Linked DNA regions of Homo sapiens: all the other regions are linked to region 3. A link is an interaction called in ENCODE POLR2A ChIA-PET data of the cell type or tissue named here. Cell type or tissue: OCI-LY7. All regions are shown on one strand. Each heading gives the region's core, and the rest is flanking DNA. Links, peaks and the distances in the headings are about the cores only. Region 1 overlaps MEF2C (myocyte enhancer factor 2C). Region 2 overlaps MEF2C (myocyte enhancer factor 2C). Region 3 overlaps MEF2C (myocyte enhancer factor 2C).

What was found. ChIA-PET counts read pairs that join two places held together with the same protein. Peaks named below come from ENCODE experiments on the same cell type or tissue, not always from the same donor. Only the 100,000 strongest peaks of a DNase experiment are listed, where the experiment ranks them.
Region 1: POLR2A ChIA-PET joins it to region 3 with 20 read pairs; 7 of 35 experiments call an interaction of 5 or more read pairs at or near these places.
Region 2: POLR2A ChIA-PET joins it to region 3 with 21 read pairs; 7 of 35 experiments call an interaction of 5 or more read pairs at or near these places.

Annotation. Positions count from the first base shown.
Region 1 is chr5:88,814,614-88,822,418 of GRCh38, forward strand. The region is part of intron 2 of MEF2C (myocyte enhancer factor 2C); the gene reads right to left. Among named protein-coding and RNA genes, the nearest start is that of MEF2C, 65 kb to the right of the region's middle. RefSeq lists enhancers at 5,063-5,112, 6,879-6,978. In OCI-LY7, for the core only: no CTCF peak of the experiment used is centred there; no DNase peak of the experiment used is centred there.
Region 2 is chr5:88,824,562-88,832,366 of GRCh38, forward strand. The region is part of intron 1 of MEF2C (myocyte enhancer factor 2C); the gene reads right to left. Among named protein-coding and RNA genes, the nearest start is that of MEF2C, 55 kb to the right of the region's middle. RefSeq lists a silencer at 331-625. In OCI-LY7, for the core only: CTCF peaks have their summits at 4,662 and 4,861; DNase peaks (open chromatin) are centred at 2,840 and 4,680; H3K4me3 peaks cover 4,191 bases; H3K27ac peaks cover 4,722 bases.
Region 3 is chr5:88,730,542-88,738,346 of GRCh38, forward strand. MEF2C (myocyte enhancer factor 2C) reads right to left here. Exons shown (of 11, transcript NM_002397.5): 7 at 1,188-1,360. Among named protein-coding and RNA genes, the nearest start is that of GSCAR, 37 kb to the left of the region's middle. RefSeq lists enhancers at 1,612-1,661, 1,782-2,061, 4,753-4,852, 5,985-6,034. In OCI-LY7, for the core only: CTCF peaks have their summits at 4,328 and 4,626; DNase peaks (open chromatin) are centred at 1,850, 2,260, 3,930 and 6,140; H3K4me3 peaks cover 3,174 bases; H3K27ac peaks cover 3,418 bases.

The sequences.
Region 1 (7,805 bases), core at 2,404-7,403, 85 kb after region 3:
TAAGGGGCTTAGAGTGTGGAATTTAGAACTCTACCAACCCCTCACCCTAAGTCAACATCCCAAATCCCAAAATAAAACTCCAAATCTTATGCATTGGAGGGAAAATAATAAATCACAGTTAGATCTAAATTAAATAATCGAATGCACATTAATGAAACGAGTGTTTATTAACAAACTCATAAAAGTTTGAGTTTTAAAATTTGTGACAGCTGAATTCTGATGCATTTGTCTGCATGAGGAAAAGGAAGAAGGATGACCGAAAATTGTTAACTTGATCAGGATATAAGAGATTTTACTGTGGCCCATTTTAAGGCCTAGGAATGTTTTGCCTTTTGAAAAGAGAAGACTAACACAGCAGGCTTCACATTTTTTATATGGGCTGCTCAAGTCTGCCTGGTTTGTTAAAGGGCTAATTTTCATTCTAAATCCAATCTGTAGATGCAGTCATAAAATAAATACCTTTGTTTCTCTGTATCTCATCTACATAAGAGATATAATTTGAATCTGAGAAGAATCAAATAAACCAGATTAATATTTTGGGGGCAAAAACATGTTTACTAGTTCAACAAAGCCAAATGTACCTAAGGGAAAGGTCAAAGGATACTTCATTCCCTGCTGAGCAAATGCTCAGGAAGCACATTTGTCTACATTTTCCTGTCATAACAGGAAGAGTGTAACTTCTTCCTTTCCACAATAGCCTAGGTTTTACCTCCTAACTCCAATATTTTCTCCCCCAGGGCCTTCCAAATCAATCCTTGCAAGACAGAAGGCTGTCTCCCTTATAGTTTCCAAACAGTTACATTTGTTGAAATGTTATTTAAATGTTAGTGATTTCTTTAGTTAAACTGTTCCAATTTAAAATTAAAAGTCAAATTTCCAAACATTTAGACTGGTTCTCTAATTCTTATTAATGGTCCAACATATTTCAAAAGAAACACAAATACACATTACATATTATCAATTTTTAATTTTTTTCCTTAATGATGTCATTTACTTAATTTTTTAAAATTTTTGCCAAAGCCATTATCCTCAGAAAAAATAAGTTTCCAAACTACCTTCAACAAGAATACATTGGGATGCAAACTTTAAAAATACCCTAATAATTTTTGAAGTAGTTTCATTTTGAACTAAATGTTAAAGAAGTGCAGACTGCAGAGGACATGGCTTTTGAAACAATTAGCATCATGTCTTTTAATCTACAGTTTGGAAGAAACTTCTCGGTGTATGTAGTCTATTTATAATGTTAATATTTTTAGTGTTGGTTTCTCAGTAATACAATGTCACACAGTTTGTGCATTTGCAAAGCTAAAGGTGACTTGTAGCAGACAGAGTGGTGTGTGCATGCATTCCCAGAGGTGAAAGGGGCCATTCAGTATCAACTTTCTTCACAAAATGAGATACAATAAATAAAAGCATCAGATTCTTTTTAAATTACAGTTTTAAGTAGAAATTATATGAGATATACAAATTAGAACTGGAAACAATAAAAACCCTTGAGGCCCTCAAGTTCAAAGAAGAGTGACAGAATTCTAGAAGTGACAATTATTCTTTTCCTTATGAAAATGTTGGCCTCTCTCAGATTTCCTACCAAAGGAAAGTGAATGAATGAGATTGACGGGAGTTGGAGCAATATCTTTCTGGCAGTAAAGGAGTAGATCTAGCTGACATAAATATAAAATATCATGCACCGAACAGGATAAATAGTAATATGTGTGGCACACTGTTGCTGTGATCCTACTACATGGTGGGGAGATTATTTGTGAATTCTTTTCAAATTGCTAAGGGATAAAATGGAAATGAATGGCCTGAGGCCACAGCTGTTAAACATACATCTGAGCATTCTGCCTACTGCTTTTTTTTTTTTTTTTTTTTTTTTTAATTTGGAAACTCTTACAAGTATTATTTAGGTCATTTTCCCTTCTGGTTTTCTTTTTCAACTCTTCAATCACCAGCAATTCCAAATCTTTGAATAAAAACTTTTCCCTTGGTAATTTTAAGATTAATAAAAGAATGATTTAACTTATATGCATGAGGAGCTTTTAAGAAGGCATCCCCAATATGTGGCAATAGACCCTATAATTCAATTCTGATGGGTATGATGTCCTAAAATATTACTATGACACACCCTTATTTTATTTATATGAAATAAGTTTAGTATAATTTTTAATACAAGTGTTGGGGAGGCAGGCATCTGTTAAGAAATGATACTAAGAAAAAACAATCATCATCATCATTATTATGAGGTATTTGCAGGCTTATTTTGGATTAAAAGATAGGAAAATCAATAATTTTTCACTGATTGAGCTTTTTTTCACTAGGTCTGAAAGAGATTCCAGATACTTCTTGATTAACAAGTATAATTCTTCTACAGTATTTAAAGAAAAACTCACAAGTCTGGAAATTCTGTTTGTGGAGGTGGCCAAAAAAAGTGCATTTAGCAGTGGAGACTGCATCTTCCATCTATTCTCCAACTTATGGTTTGGAATTCACCGAAAAATTATTTTTTTGAAGCAATTAATTTGTATTTCTCAATTATCCAGTTACTCACATTTAAAGAGTGAATGTATCTCTCTTTCAACAAATTTTCTATTAGGTTATTAAGATGTAACTCCCAAATTTAGAACTGTAATTAACTTGATGAAAACCAGGAAAAAGTAAGGAGTAAAATTTTTTCTTTTTAAAGAGTCACTTGAGGGAATCTATACATCTCTTTTTATTTTTCAGTTTAGTGTCGAATAGACCAGATTTAGTTTGAAAACACATCAGTATGTAGAAACTGTCAGAAGCTGCATCTACACTGAACACATTTTTCCAGCTTTTTTCCTAGTTCATCTTATATAATTTATAATTCATATGAAGAGACTGAGATGGGGACATAAGAAGAGGGAAAGTTAGAAAATGTAACAGCTATGAACTCTGAATTCTTTTAGTCATAAGGGGATTCTCCTGTTCTATTAACAGAATGTTGCAAATTGTCTTTAGTTTGTGCTCCAGTTATTGCACTGATAATTACATGAAGTTTTGTTTGCTGGCAAAAACTATTAGTGTGCCAGATCTGATGAAAGAAAAGAAAACTTAAGGCATTTAAATATATTTCTTTCTTAACTTACTATTTTAAGCCCTAACTGTGTTATCTGACAAATATTTAAATGTCTTTTTATAACAAGTTGCACAAATAAATTTGGGCTTACCTCTCCTATCCTTTCAAAGTAGGAAAGCTGAAATTTTCAAATACAAACATACAAGTAAATAGGTTTAGGCTAAGCATGCCTAATTTTTATATATCTTTCTTCCTAATATAACAGATTTCTAAATATATTGTTTGTAGAAAGAGTCATATAAGGACAATATTCATTTAAAAACTGTTAAAGGACCCAAAATTACAGCTAAATAAGACAAATGCATTCAAGTGTTCTATCCCACCAAAGGATGACTACAGTTAATATATCTTACAGTTTGAAATAGCTAGAAGGAGGATATTGGAGGTTTCCAAGACAAAGAAATGATAAATGTTTGAGATGATGGATATGCTAACTACCCTGATTTGATCACTATACATTATACATATTAAAACATCACTGTGCACCCTATGAATACGTACAATTATTTGTTAATTTAAAAAATTTTAAACACAAAAGAAATGAAACAAGCACCCCCAAAACCATCTGTTCATAAAAACCAGTTTGTTGTTGAACTTTTTAAACCTTTGCATATATATGTTACTGTAAAATACAATAAAAGTGTCACAGAAAAAAATCTGTTTCAGGAGCATGATTAAAAATTGGTACCATGTGAAAGAGGGTAAGACTGCCTAACTGATGGAGGTATTTCAAGGGTAAAAAAAAAATGCCGACGGAGAGACTGAAACTGTAGTGTTAGCATAAGCTAGAAGCTGGTAGTGATAAAAATGGTGAGGAGTAGTTAAAAATAATTTGGTCAGTAACATATATTTGAAAACAGGTCCCACAAGCATAACATTTAGGAAACGACTTCTCCCCATCCTTGTCATAAATCCTCTGCAAACGTCCTGTGTGATCTTTCCTTCTTGTCCACAAACTATCCTCTCTGCATCAGCTCACTCCTGCTCTGGTATCATTCTCTAGCCCCTTGTTGGCTTCTGAAGGCTCCTTTGTGCTCCTGCTCTACCTGTTCCACTTTTCCATCCATCTCCTCAATACCCTTTTAAAATAAAACCCTCATGAAATGAAGGTTTAGGTAACATTCTTTATTGTGCTACACAGTACAAGAGTTGTTTTGATAGAAATCACATTAACTATAATAGCTAATGGTTCAAAGAGCCTGAGTCTTAATAGGAATAGCTAATAGGTAAATTTATTGAGCACTTATTATTTGGTGGGTGCTTTACATTTATTGCTTCATTTAATTGTCTTAAAGACCTAATGAGAAAGGTACTAACTTTTTTTCATCCTCACTCTAGTGATGAGGGTACTGCTGAAGCTCAGAGGGTCTAAGTAACTTGCTAGAGGGTCACATAGCTAGTAAGTGGCAGAACTGGGACAAGAACGAAGTTTGTGTGTCTCTAAAAACTATGCCTCTTAGCCATTTGATTATACTGGATGCAGTATAATTGGGAAAAGTAATGACACAAAACCATGCTCTTAGTTATTATATTACACTAGATGCATCATGACATAATTTTAAAAAGCATAATTTGTTTCGTGTTGAATATGAGAGATCCGGGCTCAGATCTTGGTCACTTCCCAGTTTTAACTGTACAATCTTGAGCCAGTTATTTAGAACTTAACAGGACCTTCAAAGCTTTGCGATATCTGGGTCCTGTCTAACATCCAATCTTTTCTCTCATTTCTCTACAGTCATACACCAGGCTTAAGTCCCACTGATCTTCCTTCAGCTCCTCAGTCAAGCTCTTTCCTCTCTTAAGGAACTTTGCAAATACTGCTTCTGGAATGCTGTCACCTGCCTAACTCTGAATCATCTTTTAGCTCATCTTTTAGCACTTCCTCAGGCCTTTCTCCAACCCTGATGTAAATAAAGTACCTCCTATTATTCTTTCATAGCACATATAAGTGAAATTTTTGTTATATATTTTTATATTTCATGTCTGTTTAACTCAATCAGGGGTCCATAAACTGTAGCCTACAAGTGAAATCCAAACGCCCTGTTTTTGTCAGTAAAGCTTTATTGGAGCACAGCCACACAGGTTCATTTACATACTGCATACGGCTTTCAGACTACTAGGGCAGAGCTGAGTAGTTGAGACAAAAACTATATGGCTCACAAGGCTAAAAATATTTGCTATGTGGTCCTTTACAGGAAAGCTCGCTGAACCCCTAAAGCAGAGGATAAGCTGGATGAGATTCTTGTTCACCACTGAATACTTGGTGTTAGGTACACTGCAGTCTAGTAATATTTGTTGATTTCACAGATAAATGAATTATTCAGCCATAAAATGGGACTTATTAATAAAAATTATTTGTAATTATATATATATATATAGTTCTTGGCACATAATTGGTAACTACTTTTATTAGGTTGTCTGAAAATTTCTGTAAGATAAATTAACAATTCATAATGTTATTTTTACATACTTGCTTAAGAAATCCATGTTGTCTAAGCTTGAAACTAAGAAAGAAATAGTTTTTGTAAACTTGGAAATGCCAAAAAATTTTTTTAAATAAAAAAGCTGTCAATTTTTATTCTCACCTAAACTATTTTACGTATTGATGTTTCTGAATTTGAGCTGTCAATTTTTATTCTCACCTAAACTATTTCATGTATTGATGTTTCTGAATTTGAGCTGTTCCCTACTTCCATTATGAAAGACAGCTAAAGTAAAGGTAAAATTCAATTTAAACAGCCATTCTATTTCACAACAGTTTTATTTCTTAATGATATACAACTTATAACATCAGTGCTGTAATATTTCATTTCACACTTGAAGTCAGTATTTCTTTTTCTGGAAAAAACATAACTTATTCTGTGTATAGCTAAATAAACAAGTGCAATGGCAGAGCAGTCTTTGACAACTTTTAAGAAAAGATGACAGTGAGCCATTGCATGAGGTTCTACTGGACAGTCTACAGTGGGGCAGCTTCAAAGAGGGCAAAGCATTTTTCTTTGCAACATGTGAATACACAGTTGAAAGAAAGCCCAGGTTACGGGTGCCTCTACACAGTATGATATGCTGTTTCGGATTTGCTGGTTTTGTTTATTAGAAGTGACCTACATAATTTAGGCTCTTTCCCAAATGACTCTTACAACTGCTCTCATAGTAGGTGAGAGGTGCACAAGACAAGCATTTATATGTAAGATGTTTGAAATTGTCAACAGCCTCTAAAATAATCACTGAAATATATATTAAAACATGGTGGATTTCAAGTTTACTAATTCTGTTTAAAAGTATTGAACTTACAGGCCTACTGTATCTAAAGACTGGAGAAAAGAATAAATATACCCTAAATTCTAAAGAATAAAATCAAGAAATCTGTCTTCAGAATTTAAAAAAATGATAAGTCAAACTAAGCTGAATTTAAATAAGTTTTCTTCTTCTAAAGTTATTATGACTTCTAACCTGGATGAGGGTAACAGCCACTGTAGCTGCAACTATATATAAAAAAAGAAAAGATATTCAATTATTAGCTCAAAAGTGCGACATTAAGATTCTTTGTTTGTTTGTTTTTTGTTTTTTTGAGACAGGGTCTCACTCTGTTGCCCAGGTTGAAGTGTAGTAGTAACATGATCACGGCTCACTGCAGTTTTGACATCTCGGGTCCTAGTGGTCCCCAAGTGGTTGGGAACACAGGTGCATGCCACTACCACACCCAGTTAATTTTTTTTTAACTTTTTAAAATAAGAGATTGCATCTCCTTATGTTGCCCAGGCTGGTCTTGAACTCCTGGGCTCCAGTGATCTGCATCTCAAAGTGTTGGGATTACAAGCATGAACTACCACTCCCGGCTTTAAAATTATTGTATCCCTAGAAATCCTGTCATTTGTTACAACATGAGTGAAACTAACTGGAGGACATTATGTTAAGTGAAATAAGCCAGGCACAGAAGGACACATTTTGCATGTTCTCACTCGTGTGGGAGCTAAACTTTTTTTTTTTAAAAATTGAACTCACTGAGATAGAGAGTAGACTGATGGTTACTATAGGCTGGGAAGGGTAGCTGGGCATGGAGTGGGGAGGGGATAAAGTGGGGATGTTTAATGGATACAAAAATAGGTAAAATGAATAAGATCTAGAATTTGGTAGTACATAGGGTGACTACAGTTAACAAGAATTTATCATATATTTGAAAGTAATTAAAAGAGTAGAATTGGAATGTTCCTAATACAAAGAAATGATAAATGCTTGAGGTAGGTATACCTCAATTACCCTGATTTTGATCACTGCACATTGTATACCTGTATCAAAACATCACATGTATTCCATATTATATACAACTATTATGTACCCATAATTAAAAATAGAAATTAAAAAATCTTGTATCCCTGTTTTTTCTAATAAAGCATAATAAAAGCTCATGAATTCAACCTGCAAAAATTTTCTTCTAACTTTGCAAGCAAAAGAAGATATAATGAATATCATAAACCTAAAAATTATCTGGTATTGGTAATAAAGTGCAAATGCTAATTCATATGTTTTTGACTATACTCAAAATAGGTTCTGGTCCAAATAACAAGGTCCAAACAGTGTTACATGACATTCAATATTTCAGTCTTAATTTCAATTTCAAGCTATAGGCCAATTAAAAAATAGCGGTTTTCTATTGACACAATGATTGCTCTTTGGCTTGATCCACAGCAAGAAACGATGTGCA
Region 2 (7,805 bases), core at 89-5,088, 93 kb after region 3:
GAGATCTTTTCTTTTTGAAAGCCCTTAAACTACATCTTAGATAACAAGAATCAAAAAAGATAAGCATTGACACAAAATAAATGGTGCAAAATTAAGATTATTCTTCAATTTATAACCATATTTTTTATAACAAGCCATCCTTCCTTTAAATTTAAATATTTAGAAACAGACATATCATGTCTTTGTGGAGTAAGATACAAAATTGCAGAAGCTTCACATTACATACTGGAGATCTCTGGGTCAGGAATTAAAATTAGAGAAATGATCATCAATAACATGAGATAAGCCCAAGAAACCCAGAATATTAAAAGTACATACTTTACTTGGTTTTAAATTACATCTGAAAATATTTGAACACAACGGAAGTTAATTGCTCTGAAATGTGAAAGTTAACAAGAAAGCATTCCACAATGGGTTTTTCAAGCAACAGCTCCAATTATTCTACTTCGTTTTAGGTCAATGAATGCAACAACTTTACACACTGCTCAGAATTTCCCTGTTTATTTTAGCTGGTGTCTGACAACGGACCTGATAAATTCCCACATGTATTATGTAATGCTAAGCCAATGTCCTGGCTATTTAATAGATTGTTTGGCTCCAATTCAAAGTTCTTGGAACAGGAAGGCTGTTACACATTCGGTCTGACCATTAGCTGTCTTCTGATTTCTTTAATTTAATTTCCAAATTCTTTATCACCTTGGGTATTTTTTTTTTTTTTAGTTTTTGGTGATTATTTAATTGCAGAAGCTATTATGATATAATTACTTCTGGTGGATTAAGTGCTGCTTAAATACTAAGACTATCCATTCTCTTTTGCCTCACGCCTCTCTACTAAACTGCAGCTCAGTTCTGCCTCTCATAATATGTATGTTGAGTAACATTATGACCACACAGTGCTCATCAAAAACTATTGCTCCAGCTGTAATTTTAAATGTTGGAGGTGGTTCAAAATTCTAAAGAGTTATAGAAATAACACACATTTGACAAATACATATAAAAATAGTTATAACATATTGAAATCACATTAAAATATGAAAAACCCACAAAGCATAATTGCATCATATATTTGATGTTGCTAGACACTGTCCATCTATTTTTAGAAAACGTCTTAAATGTCACTCAATGGGGCAACTTTCCTGTGTTTCCTATAGTCTTACCTTAGAAGCAAGCAGTGTGTTAGAATGGTATTTCCCATGCACGTTTAAGACCCCAAAGATACAAACAAGCTTTCTCTATCACAGAAAGCCAATCCATGAATCCACAGCAAATGCATATAGGACAATTTCCTTTCCTTTCATTTAGCTGAGGCCGGTGGCACTATCGGCTTACAGGACTATGCCTGCCTAAGCGCTTATTCACTTCAAGGTGGAAGGTCAGGGTGAGCAGATTAGAGTGTGGTGATAAGGCAGAAGAGACAAGAACATCTACAGATCCTGATTTCAAAATACAAATAACCAAACAAGCAGCAAAACATCCTTGGAGAAAAGTCTCAGAAAGACAGAGAGAGTTCCTGATGAACCAAACTTAGGAGAGTTCCTCCATATCATCACCCCATATTTCACAACTTTGAATGAGACCATTTTTAAAAAGAGCAGAGCAAGGACTTAAAAAAAAATTTCTTAAAACATGCTGGAAAAAAATTTTGCCAAAGAGAATGTGTGTATGTATCTATGTATATATAAGTGGTTGATAAAAATGCCATTGAATATATTTTCTTTTTTGAAATATGCAAAGCAATGTAGAGAGAAGCAAGTTTAAATTTCAATAGAACTAAACTTTTGTTTTCTGTATAAATATTTCTTGAGGTATTGCCTTCAGAACATTTCTAAAATCCAAAATTTAGTATGAAGTACACGTGCAGAGTAATATGTGGTGATGATGACACTAAGTAACTGGTCATGAAGTAAAGTCTATCATGAAACGTGGTTTAGAACATTTGATTATGGGTCACCACATTTCAAGGCTGTCACTAAAAATTTAAAGAATTAGGAAGGTCAACAATAGCTCACGCATTGTTTTCTTAGCACAACATTTTCTCTAACCTAATTTTTATGCAAAAACTATATTAAAAGGTCAGTTTCAAGTATCAATTTGTAGGAGGCCTAGAGAGGCGAAGAAAGAGATTATTTAACTTTAGTAATCTGTAAAACTGTTTTGTGTGTATATGAAAAAGGAATATAACAGCTAGCCTACATGTAGTAAAATTTCAAGTTATGCTGAGAACTTTCATTACGTACAATCAACCATAAGCTTAAAATAATTCCAACAGCCTTGCCACTACTTTTTTTCCACAGGAAAGAAGCATTCTTAGAAAATGACAGAGCTACATATAAATAATCACTAATTTAAAAAAAAAAAGATGAAGAACTGCTCTACTATAGTTACACTCTATAGAATTACAGTCTTCTGCATTTTTTTTTTCTAAAGAAAAAATGCCAACCCAGATAAAAGAAAACTAAAATGAGGCTGCTTACTAAAAAGGGGAACTTCATTATGGCAGGCTTCTGCTCATTTTGAGTTTGGCATAAGCAGGCAGATGAAGGCAAAGTGGTTTGAGACCCAAGTCGAGAAGAATTTCTTCTGGACAGATGCTAAAGATCATTCTCCCACTGGGCTATCTCATTTACAAACAAGTTCCCTTGAGTGACACATACCTCCCCCCTCCATTTCCCTCCTCCCTCCCTCACTCTTTCTTGCCCTCTTCCTCCCTCCTTCCCTCCTACAAATCTCTCCCAGTAGCACAGAAGAATTTTGACAGAATGGCAGGAAACACGCACACAGACTGGTCAGGGAAGGATATGATGTCAGCAACCACGAACAATAAAAGGTGTAAAGGTGCTTCCTTCCCTAAACTGTTCCAGAAGTGTAAAATGGGAACCAAAACTCTCCACTTCCTTCTCTGAGCAGAACCGTCTGAGTGTGCTGTGCTGCACACCCCACACACAGAGGCCTTGGAGAGGTTCAGATAAGGGACAATGAGGACAATTCAGACCGGGAGCGTGATTTTTAATTTCCATCTTTAAAACACCTGAGAAAAATTCATGTCAGCTCTAGGTTAGTGTTTTATTATGATTGCTTTAAGAAATGAAAATAAGAAAACAAACACATTGACTTCATTGAAATAGCAGATATATCTCAGTTATTGTTTACCAGGCCTTACAAAAGTCATCGTACACAGTTAATGCAGTCATATAATTGGAATTTACCCTTTGAGGCAAATGAAAAATATGCAAGCAAAGAACCAAAATAGATACATTAAAACTTTTGGTTAAAAAAAAGAATTATGAAAACCGGCAAAAAAAAAATCAATGCATGCTGGTAAAATATGCTAATCATTTGTTTGCTCCCACATTAAAAAAAAAAAAAAGATATACTGAGGGGGAAAAGATTCTTATGGTTATTGAGTTTCTCGAGGTTCTTTAAAAAAATTCAAACTAGGAACCAAAGTGAATAACACAAACTCTGCATCTATAGTGAAACTATTTAATCTCCTCACTATTAGGTTCTTTCTAACATGGAAATGGCATTCTACATAAGGTTTCTGTAGGAAGAAAACCACATATCAAGCGTATCTGAGTCATCATCAGATTTCAATCATCTTCCCACAACACTTTGATTTAGAAGTTAAACATAACCTTCAGTTATGTGTTTTGATCTTAGAGTGAAACTGCCATGCCACATTAAAAGATGTGGGAAGAAATTAATTCTCTTCTGCTAAACTTATCTTTGCAAAGCATGTATTTTTCTGCAATAAGTACAATGCAGTCACTTAAATAAAAACAGCCTATGAATAATGGTAAAACATTGAAATATGTGATGTCAATTTTCAAAAAAAAATTCCGGTTTTCTTTGATTCATATTAGCAGATCTTTTTGATTGACTTACATTTTCACTAACACTAGTATCCTCAAATAATGTTTTGTAAAAACTCAAAGCTGAAAACTGAGCACACTCTATCACACAACACTAAATAATACTGTTAAATAAATACAAGCTGGATACATCGTAAGGGGCAAAAATGATCATAAGCCCAGTTGCTGCAAACCTAGTATTGCTAAATCAAATAATTAAATGATTCATTATCTTTTTAAGTGGAAAACTTTGCTCAATATGTTACATCTAGTTACATTTAGGTTTCTATTTTGTGATTTGTTTGATAAAATGTATGAAGCATGCAATTATATTTTGGTTAAAAGGAACAGGCAGAACTTTTACTTTTTTTCCATTAGGAGCTATTCTGAACTTCAAAAGGTATAACCAAATTACTACTCCTATTGATGCTCGACTGCGTGATGTCTTGAGTTGAGGAGGATTTCTTTGGCCTTGAAAGTTGCTCCATTTCTCTCTAAGCTTACCATGTATTTTATAAATATACCATTACCTTAGCTATGAGTGCATTCTGAGTTTATTTCCAAATCACATACCCAAGACTCACTCTTCTAAGGGTAATAAAAGAACAGCTATTCTTTTCCACTAGATAAATACCATCATGCCATATGCCAATTTATTTTCCTAATTTATTCCAATTTAGTATCAATATGAATTTCAAACCATCTTCAAGTCTCAGTAACATAGTACCACATATACAAATAATGTTGACCATCTTTTCCATTTCCTCACATCTGCCATGCTCCTTCCTGCCACTAGGCCTTTGTGTACTAGGCAATTCTTTCTGCCTGGATGTTCCTCCTTTCCTTTTGTACCTCCTTGACTTCTCCTCCCTTCTGTCTCAGCTTCAGTTTCACCTCCTCAGGAAGTACTCCACGCCCTCCTGATGACATCGAATTTCCCTCTCATAAGATCTAAGCACTGAGTCCTTCTCCTTTGCAGCACTCGCAGCAATTGAAACTGTATGTTTGCTTGTCTTCCTCAACATCTGTTTTATTTGTTTGTTTCACCGTTTTATCCACAATATATACCCTAGTGTCAAACATATAGAAAGAGCTAATGACTATTCGTTGACTGACAATCAGTTAAGATGTGTATCTCTCAACTGACGTATTTTCTTTTCTTCAGCTTCTACTTTTACTGACTACTACTAAAAATATTTTACTATTTTTGCTTACACAGAAGCAGATTGATAACCTCACTTAATACTTCGCCATATTTACATAGCATCTCCTATGTGGAATTAGAATAATTGATACTGAGAATTGGAAGTTAAATGGATTTTGGGGTCAGAAAAAACAGGGTTAGAATTCTAGCTTGGTACTTGGACGCTGTGTGACTCCAGACTGATTATTTAATCCCTTGGAACTGTTGTTTCCTTGCCCTACCCATAACTGGGAAAAAAATCTTCATTTGTAGGATGGTTATGATCATAACATGTGGTACTATATGTGAATCCTGGGTACACAGTAGTACTGGGAACATGGCCTGCTGCTCGTATGATTGCTTCCGTTTGAAGGCATAAAGTGAAAGTCCTATCATATAGTAATGCTATCAAGTGAATAGTGTAGTCCTTACATTTACCATGAAGATCTCACTTTCCAAAGCTAATGATTAGCAATTCTGACAGATAATGCCTCATTTATCCTGTAACAATAATCACCAAATGAAGAATAAATTTACAGTGTTAAAAAAATTAAGAAGTTTCTCTTACATATCAGCTACGGAAGAGCTTCAGGCTGCAAAAGTGGAAATAACTAGGGAAATACATCAATTTTCCCCATGACCACGGCTGCTGAAAACTCTACATTAATGCTTCTAGTCCTACTTTAATATCTTTCCCCAAGGACAAAAAGAGATGAAATGTATGTCAGAAATATAATAAGGCTAAAAAGGAACTCGTTTTCTTAACCCCTGCAATTAATTTAATAAGTGGGCCTAACCTGCCATTATCCCTGACATACATCATTTTATTTACACAGTTCCAGAATTTAGGAGACACATACCTTTATACAATTGTATTGCATTATAAACAATTTAATAACTGTGAGGGAAGCACAGTCTCCCTGTCATAGTTATCCATGGTCTATTTTGTCTTGGACACTTTTTTCACACTGCAGCTAAAATAGCATTCTCTATTCCCATGCCAAAATAAACTCCAAATGGTCTAAATATGTGAAGAACCTTGTGCTATCCAACCCTACCACAGCTTTTAGTCTTTCCACATCATATTAGGTAATTAATTCAGGGTTCTATCATGTCTTTGTTTTTCTAATTTTTCACAACAGTGCAGCCACCATGTTTTCTTTCAAAGGCCTCTGAGTGATGTGGTAGGGCTCACCACAAAGGTAAAGCCTGCACTGTCTTATGACAAAGCAAGAGCTACAATTTAACATCAGATTGTGTTCTGTTCCCCAGCTCTAACCTCTCAGTAAGCACATGCAGCTGGATTTTTGTTGCTGTTATTGAACAAAGCAAGTTAAGCACTATACAACATCAACCTCAGTCAAACAAAATAGTCTGTAAAGCAAGCTAGGCTAGAAGTTGGAGATGTTGCTATTATAGATTTTCATGCTATTATGATAAAAACATCTAAATTCCCAGGCATCTCATGACCCTGTTAGAAAAAAATTATGTTCGTTATATTCTTCATCTTTAATATATCATATTTCACGATTAAAATGGAAATACTCTAAAAATATTTTTCTCATATGCCTATAAGTGTTGAACACATATTTCAGTCTTACTGATACATTTGTGCATGTGTGCACATGTGTGCACAGCACATGGAAAAACACATTTTAGTCTGTCGAAATGTGTAAATAAAACAATAAGAGTACATTTTAAGACACCTGAGTTGTCTTGAGTATTATCACCAGTAAATAATCACAATATTATTAAGATCGTGGTGTGAATGCCTAAAAGGACGTTCTCAGTAAAAGCTTTATTTTACTCTGCATTCAAATATTATGTTAAATGATTGAAAATTATGTCCTTGAAAATAATTTGCTTCTTTCATTATTTATTTTCCAATTTACTTAACATTTAAAGATGACCTTGAAATGGGAAGAAATACCATTGTCCCCCTGCCAATGTTTTTGTTGTACATTAAAGAGAAAATGCTAGATAAATCATCTGTTATTTAAGTGGAATGTCATTTATTTTTATCTCTAAACCTTCACATTTAGAAGGTTTACACAGAAACTTTACATGCTCAAATATGTGATGTTCAAAATGCTATAATACTATCTCTCAAAATATATATGATATTGCTATTATATGTGGCTCAACATGGAACTCAGTGATTCATCAATTTTTCTATTTCTCTTCATCTCTTTTACAGCATCCTAATCAACCTAATTAAGGCTTTGTTCATCTGAAACCTCTGATGACAATTTGTTTAACTCTATCCCACTGTGGTCTTCTTATAAGGAGAATTAAATCTGATCTTCTGACAGCAATCATTAAATGATCCCAACTGGCCCCAATTAAACCACATGGCTCATGGGCTTCCATACAGTCAAGTGCCAAGTTCTCTGTTTCATTCACACATTGTTCTTGGTTTATTTTCTTAAAGCCAGTTAAGCATGTGTCTTATCAAGTGGAACTAAATTTCCTTATGTACATTAGCTCCAGACACAGTGTGTCAATTGACTGCACACCAAAGTATCACATAGGACTTCTGAAGCCATTCTATACAGCTGCAGAGGTACTAGCGAAAAAGAATCTTTACATTTATTTACTCATCCTGAAATGGACCCACATGTACATTCTCGAAATAATACACGTGTTTAAACAGTTCTGGCTAACATAAATCAATAATAACTTTTATTTGGCTTGCTTATAATGATCTTTTAATAGAAATTCTCTGCATTTAGAAGTTGGGCTTAATATTCTATTTTTTTTTTAACATTTGA
Region 3 (7,805 bases), core at 1,332-6,331:
AGGGGAGCTACACACCTGGCTGCCAGAGAGGGACCTAACTGACCCATCACAGATTCCCTGGGACAGCATCAGTTTTAAGGGACCTGGAATAAATCTGTTGATAGAGATGGCCTGCCATGCACGGCCCACACTGCTTGGCTGTAGCCCTGTAGGAGGTTATATTTATTAGACCCAGTTTTTTTCTGAAGGGAATGTTGCATATTATGTGATGTTTTTGGTTGATATTCAAAATTAATCTGCACTGTGCCATAATAAACTAATCAGCTCACAGGACTGTTTTACCCTGAAGCTTGCCACAGAGCAGAGAAAGAAAAAAGAAATAAATGTGTTTGCAGAATGATCTAAATTTGTCTACCGAATCTTGGTTTTAAACGTTCTTGCTCTTAAGCAAAGCTAATTTGTAGAACACTGATGTAAGTCTCTTTGTTGTTGAATTTGGTCCCATAACATTATCTTCATCTTAGGCATGCAGACCCAGAAGAAAGAAAAATGACAGGGTCTGGGGATATAACCTCTATTTAAAATTTCTTATTTATTTATCTTCCTTAGAGGTGCTACAATTCTTTTTTGATGTAAAATATAACCTTTGTTCCTAAAATGCCTAGGATTTTAATTTGCTTTTGAGAGATAGCTATTTTCATGAAGTAAATGTATGGAAAGATGAATTGAGGCAGTGTGTAGGCATGCGATGTATTAGATATAATCATTGCAATACATCTAAGAAAGGATTTGCTAATTAACAGGAGAAAGTTCATTTAGAAATTGTGGAAAGTACTTTCTCATTGTCAGCGTGTTGAGGACATAAATATTGTAAAAATACTATGTTATAAAGTACCTCATTACCTATTATTACTCTGCTTATGGGACGTAGAGATTGACCGATGGTAGTGTCTGATTTTTTTCCAACTATAAATTGAAAGCCTTAAAAGAAAATGTTTTTCTTATCCTAGAACATCAGCCTAGTGAAGTTCACCAGATATATATATATATTTTTTTTACACGGAAAAGGGAAATGCAAACCAGTTACCAGAAATAATAGCTAAATACAAGCAAGGCTCTGTCAATGGCACTGTTATGTTAATTTTCTGGGAGAATGTTAAGTAATTCATCAAGTTAGACAAATATAAAAACAGCAAAACATATACAAAACATTATCAATATTTATTTAAAATGTAGTTTTGTATTACCACTGATGGCATCGTATTCTTGCTGCCTGGTGGAATAAGAACTCGGAGATCTGGTTTACGGTTATTCATTCCTAAATTCATTGGGGGAGGAGATTTTGCTTGCATATTCTTGTTCAAGTTACCAGGTGAGACCAGCAGACCTGGTGAGTTTCGGGGATTGCCATACCCGTTCCCTGTTAACAAAAAACAATAAAGCATTTAGGAAGAAATCTAGGTCAAATACGTTTCCGAAGAATACACAACATGAGAATAAAAACAAAAGCTTAATGGTAAGACGTACATTGCAAAACCATAGGATGACTGATTTGACCTCCATGGGACAAGTAACCCAATTAAGTATTCAATAGTCCTCTGAAGGAAGATTAAAAACTTTTTATGAGAAGAGAGCCAATATACATCAACTTGCTCAGAAGTCAGCATATACTTTTTTTCCTATCAAAAATATTCAGGAAGAAAGTCAGACAGTAGTTCAGGGTCTAAGAAAAGCACAGAACTGGTCTTGCACTTTAATTGACTAGCTTGGCGGAGGCCTGGCTGGCGTGACTCACTCTTTCAGTTCACTGGTTTGGGTTTTATTTTGTGTGTCTGTGTGTCCTTAAATGAAGAAAGGGCATACCAGCAAGACTGTAATTTCTAGGACAGGCAGGAGGAGGGGAAGCCGCTTACACATTTTGCTGTTCAGTTCCGCTTTTCTCTGAGTGAATTCTCTCTATGGTTTTTCTTCCATCTGCTTTGCCCTCCTTACTAAGTTCAGTGTACAACCCTTGCTTTCCTCCTCACACAGAACTTCAGAAAGCAAGACTCCTTCCCTGGAGCTGAAATGAAGTGATGATGCCTCCGCTAAAGTGCTGATTCACCAAGGCACAGGAATAGCCATTGAACTGGAAGACTGAAAGGGTTTTCTTAGGTCTCTGATGTTCAGTATCCTACTAACAGAAAAGTGGGTATCCCAAGGTCTGCGTTTTTCATATTTCAAAATATGACCAAGAGAGCTAGGGAGGAGTTGATTACAAATGCCAGCAGAGCTGGCATGACAGTGGACTCAGAAAGACATCTGCTGATTTCCTCCACTGCCTCTGAAGGGAGAATAAGAGAACTCAGCTACCTGATTCAACAATCCTTGCTAGAAACTAGACAGTTGTTTTCTGAAGCTTTCTAAAGGAGACAGTTAAACCTCATTGTTATTGCCATCATTACAAAACACAAGTATCTATTACCCCTGCATGAGTGAGATTGTGTGCTACCCAGTGAGGATGCAAAGACAAGGCCCCAGGCTTGAAAAGCTCTGAAATCTCTTTGTGGTAATCCAATACATACTCATGGAAAACATAAAGACCAATACAAGGCAGCGTAGGGTGAGGTGCCTGCAGAGTAATCCAGATTAAGTGTTATTGAGTTCCCGGGAGAGAAGAGGTGATCCAATAAAAGATTCACAGAAGAGGCAGGAATTGATGAGGGCCTTAAAGAAAGGCCATAGGAAGATATGTTAGGCTTGTGACTGGGCAGTAGGAAAGGGCTGAGGTAGGAGTTTAAAGAGCATGGTAAGGGGCACTGAGAGGAACCTGTTTAGAAGGGGACCCGTGAAAAGAGAGGGGTGTCAGAGGCTCTGGAGGGATGCAGGGGTTGGGCTGTGGAGATCTCAAATTCCAGGCTAAAAGTCCTTGGGTTTATATGGTGGAAATGAAAGTTTCAGAGTAGAGGTATGACACAGACCTCTAAGTGGTCAGAAAGATCTACTGGCATTGGTATACTCAGGAATTAGTAAGGCCTGCTAGTGTGGACCAGTCTGGAGACTACTTTGATGGCCTGAGATAGAGGCCATGAGGAACTGGGAAGGCAGAGCAAAGGTATATTTCAGGAGATATTTATGGGAACATCTTTAGAAGCAAAATATATTTGAGGCACACTGTATAAAGCAGATTTGTTCTTCATATCCCATTCATTTACCTGTCTCATTTTATGCATGAATAAACAGGCTGAATATATAACAAATAACTACAAGATTAAGTCTGTCAATTGGATTATGAATAAAATTATCCCAGTTCCTGGGGCAAAAAAACAAAAATAAAGCAAACTGGACACCCCCAAAACGTGTGTTAAGTGACAGGACTCACTTAAGAAATGTTGGTTGAATCTGAATATCAATTCCCTTCTATAAGAAAACTTCTGGAATATTAGCCAAATTCTCTAAAGCTAGATAAATATGACAAACCCCCAAATTTTCTTTACAGTAAATTCGAACAGTATTCCATGGCAAAAGCTGTTACATAAAACAATGCATTTACTTCCTCTCACTAGAAGAAAAAAACAAACAAAAGAGAGTATGTTCACTTAAAAAAAAAAAGCTTGACAAAATGGAGTGCTTAGAGGAGTTTTATATTTAATATGTCATCCTGAATCATTATTGTGAATATGTTATGAACTTAGTTTGAATTAATAGATTCTACGGGATAAAAAGAGAATAAGAACATCAAGGTCAATTCTGCTCTATACTTTGCTGTCAGCTGAAGGTCAGATGGACACACTGAAGACATATGTCACTTATCTATTAAGCCTGTGTGAGATCTGGTTTATATAAACAATCAAATGGAAAATTAGCTGGGTAATTTCAAAAGAAGGGGGAGAAAAAAGTCTGTTAAGCAGTGCAATGAAGCTTGAATAGATCAGAAGAAACTAAAACCCCAGCTCGGTAGATGCCGATACTGGTTTGCATGGAGGAGTTATTTTGCTAAAAGGAAGTAAAACCGCTTCGTGAAATGTGTTGTCCTGTGATATGACAAGCACTGGGCCAGTGTGCGAAAATGGAAATGCTTCACGGAGGCCTTGAGAAAAGTTTGTTTTTTTTTTTTTTTTTTTTTTTTTTTTTTTTTAGCATTTTCTACAGTAAACTCTCTGAGAAATTCCAACAAAGCCTATGTCTTTTTGCCCACATTTTAAACAGTGATTCAGGGCAGCAGTAGGGGAAAAAAAAGTAAATATACATTGTAGCTTTTCATTCAGTAAATACCTCAAAACTAAAAAAATTGATTTTAAAAGCCTTCTATTTTTCTCTTGGAATATTTCCTGTTATTTGGAAATTACGCCATTTTAGAAGATTAGTCACATATTTTAAGGTGTTTACATACTGAAATGTAAAATATTTTGAACCATGATGACACTTCTTAAATTCATATTTTTAGAGCATCAAGTTATTTTTAAGAACAAATAAATTCTGCTTTTTGCTAGTGAATTTCTGCTGTTTTTAGCATATTGTGCCAGCTAGCATTTTGGAGCCGTATAATAACCATTTCTGTTTCCAGCCACCAAATTGTTATTCTTTGGACATAATATAGATTCAGGAATGCAAGACTGTGGATCCTAAACCAGTGATATAGAAACCTATGATTTGAAAATCAATGATGAATACATGCGTGTGGTTTACTGCTAAGAAGAGCCTGCATTTAAACCGGCTGGGAAACCGCAGCCTCCTCCTCACTCAGAATGCTGCGGCCTGTGTTGAGCCTGTTGTCCCACCTTAAGATAAATTCACCAAAGAGAATGGTCGCATTTAAATTCAGGGGTCCGGGAGGTGGGAAACACCACCTCTCAACAACCTTCTAATATATGGATTCAACCTTTTTTCATGCTATGTTTTAAAATTACCCTCTGCCTGGACAATTATCAATTTAGACGTGACTGTATGCAGATGTCACATTCCTCTGACCACTTAAAGGCACAAAAATTATAAAGCAGGAGTGAATGGATTTCCTGATTATAGATTATAAGAAAATGAAGTACAGACCAACTTTAGAGTCAGTTTGTTTTATAGTTTCATTTGATTAAAAATATTGTTTTACATAAAAATAACAAATTTAAGCATATATGAGTTAACTTACATAAAGGATTAGAGAATCTACCTCTTCTGGTTACAAGTTTGTATATACTCATATTAGTGTCAATACATAGAACTTGAATGTGGTGTTAGGAGAAAAACATTTTTCTCCCCAGTTAACTTGCAAACACTTGCTGCATTTTTTTTATTGACTCCTATTTTAAGAAGTCGTAAATTCAAAGAACATATTCCTGGCTTAAGATATTATGAGGAAGGCATTTTGCCTTGTCTCACAGAGCTCACTTGAACATGTAGCTCTCTTTGAGCTCAAAGTTCTGAAACTTTCTTTTATTTGGATGTTTAGGCATTTTGAGTTTTCTTCACTTGTTTCTTTTTCTTTTCTAGGACTTTGAATTATGAATACAAGCATATAAGACTAATAAGCATAAACAGAATTAGTCACTATGGACCATGGCTAATTCTGCCATTGGCATAACCATTTTTTAATCTACCAAACTGTCATCTTCTATTATCCCCTCTCCTCCTTCCATCTCCATATCCAATGAGATACCAAATCTTATTCATTTTTCTTCAGAAATGCCTGTCTCTACTTCCACTGCCACCATCTTAGCTTTGGCTTCCATCACCATTTGAATAAATATTTCAGCAACTCGGCCGGGCGCGGTGGCTCACGCCTGTAATCCCAGCACTTTGGGAGGCCGAGGCGGGTGGATCATGAGGTCAGGAGATCGAGACCATCCTGGCTAACAAGGTGAAACCCCGTCTCTACTAAAAATACAAAAAATTAGCCGGGCGCGGTGGCGGGCGCCTGTAGTCCCAGCTACTCGGGAGGCTGAGGCAGGAGAATGGCGTGAACCCGGGAAGCGGAGCTTGCAGTGAGCCGAGATTGCGCCACTGCAGTCCGCAGTCCGACCTGGGCGACAGAGCGAGACTCCGTCTCAAAAAAAAAAAAAAAAAAAAAAAAAAAATATTTCAGCAACTCTCCATCTGGGCCTCTGGTCTCTACTTGAGGGGTTCTTCACCAGGCCTTAAGAGGAGTTTCAGGCCTTCAGAGGAGTTCCTTAAAGCTGTATGCAAACTTTTGTGCATTTGTGTGATGCTAACCAACCCACTCAAGGAAGTCTTTCTGAACTGCTACTTCCATCATGTTCCTTTTTCATACATGAGTGCTTAACACAGTTGAGTCAGTGCCCTGCCTGGCTCTCAGAACTGTCTACAGTTGACACACTCTATCTATGAAACCTAATTTCCAATGGTCACAGCCTGCCTTATGGTCCTCGGAATATATGCAAATCTTTGCTCTAGCAGTTCAATAACTGGCAGTATTGGCTCTCCTGTTTAATTCAAATTTATCTTTTAAGGATCAACTAAAGTTCCAACTCTTTCATGATGCCTTTCAGACAACTTCAGCCCACACTGAATTCACTCCCCTCTGCTGCAATTAGTGGCAGCGATAATACACAGAGTACTAGTTCTTTATATGTTTCAGGTGCTTCACAAATAGATATATAGAATATGCTAGAAAAATTAAGAATTATTCAGGAAAGGCACTAAAAGGTAAGTTATTGAGGGACAATGAGGTGAGAACTGAAAATGTAATGAGTAACTTGTTAAATTGAAACATCAAGGGTCTCTTCTCTTTATGCTACTTGAGAAAATTTTATATTTTAGATAATGATTGCAAATTGATGACCAAGTACACTATTGAGACAAACTGCTTATCTACCATATATATGAAAGCCAGGAAATCATGTAAGTGCCCACCTACTAAATTTGTTTATAGAGAGTTAATTAAAGCGTCTTTTCTACCTGTTGCACCTGTTAATCATTTCACAGCACATTACCTTAGCTAACTGCAAGTGGTAGAATTAAACAAGTCAGACATTTTCCCTAATGAAAATGAAAAGTTGAAGTCTCTGATATTTTCTTCCACACTGACGAGTATTTGTTGCCACAGGTTGTCGTTATATCAAGGTAAATCTCAATACTAATTTACTCATACAGAACTTTTCACCAAAAGATAAGCTGCATGGTATCCTAGGGAAAAGAATGGTGGCAGGGTGGCTATTAAGAGTGAACAGGAATTTATCAGATGGTTCAGAGAGAGGCTTTGCGGAGAGAAGGAATGCAGGACAGAGAGATCTCAGAGTTTAGAAGGAGGGGCATTCCTCTGAAGATGAAACAATGGATCTTGAAGAGCAGAAAGTTTTCCGAAGTTGAAAAAGAAGGCTTGGCTAACATGAACCTCTAAGATTATGTTAACTTTACACTGTAGGCTTTATACTAAGCTTTTACCAAATTTTATACTCTAGAAAATGAGTGCCTAAGATAGCTTCTTAGTTGTTAGCTTTATTAAATTTGTGTTAGGAAAGGAACAATGATGGCAGTGGAAAGGAGAGACAAAAGGGGGTTGGACTGCTGTTAGAGAAGCTAGTTAGAACGCCTTGCTCTAGAATACATGAGAAATGATGTCTGAATGAGGCAGCGCAGAGAGAAAGGTTTACAGGCATCCAGGAGTTGGGGACAAAAAAAAGATAAGGCAGAGTAATCTAGGTTCTACTCAAAATGTTTCTGTTAAGAGTTCTCTCAACCCTACAGAGCCTTAGTTTTCTCAATAGAAGTATTTCCCTAGTGTGAGAGAAGCATGAAAGTAATCTGAATGAGAGGCTCTCAGGTACTCATCTGAGGCAGTCATTGACAATCTTACCATCCAACAATATTAGCAATCGCTAACACAGTGTATAGTATTATTTACCAACAACACAACATTAAGCATACACATTAAC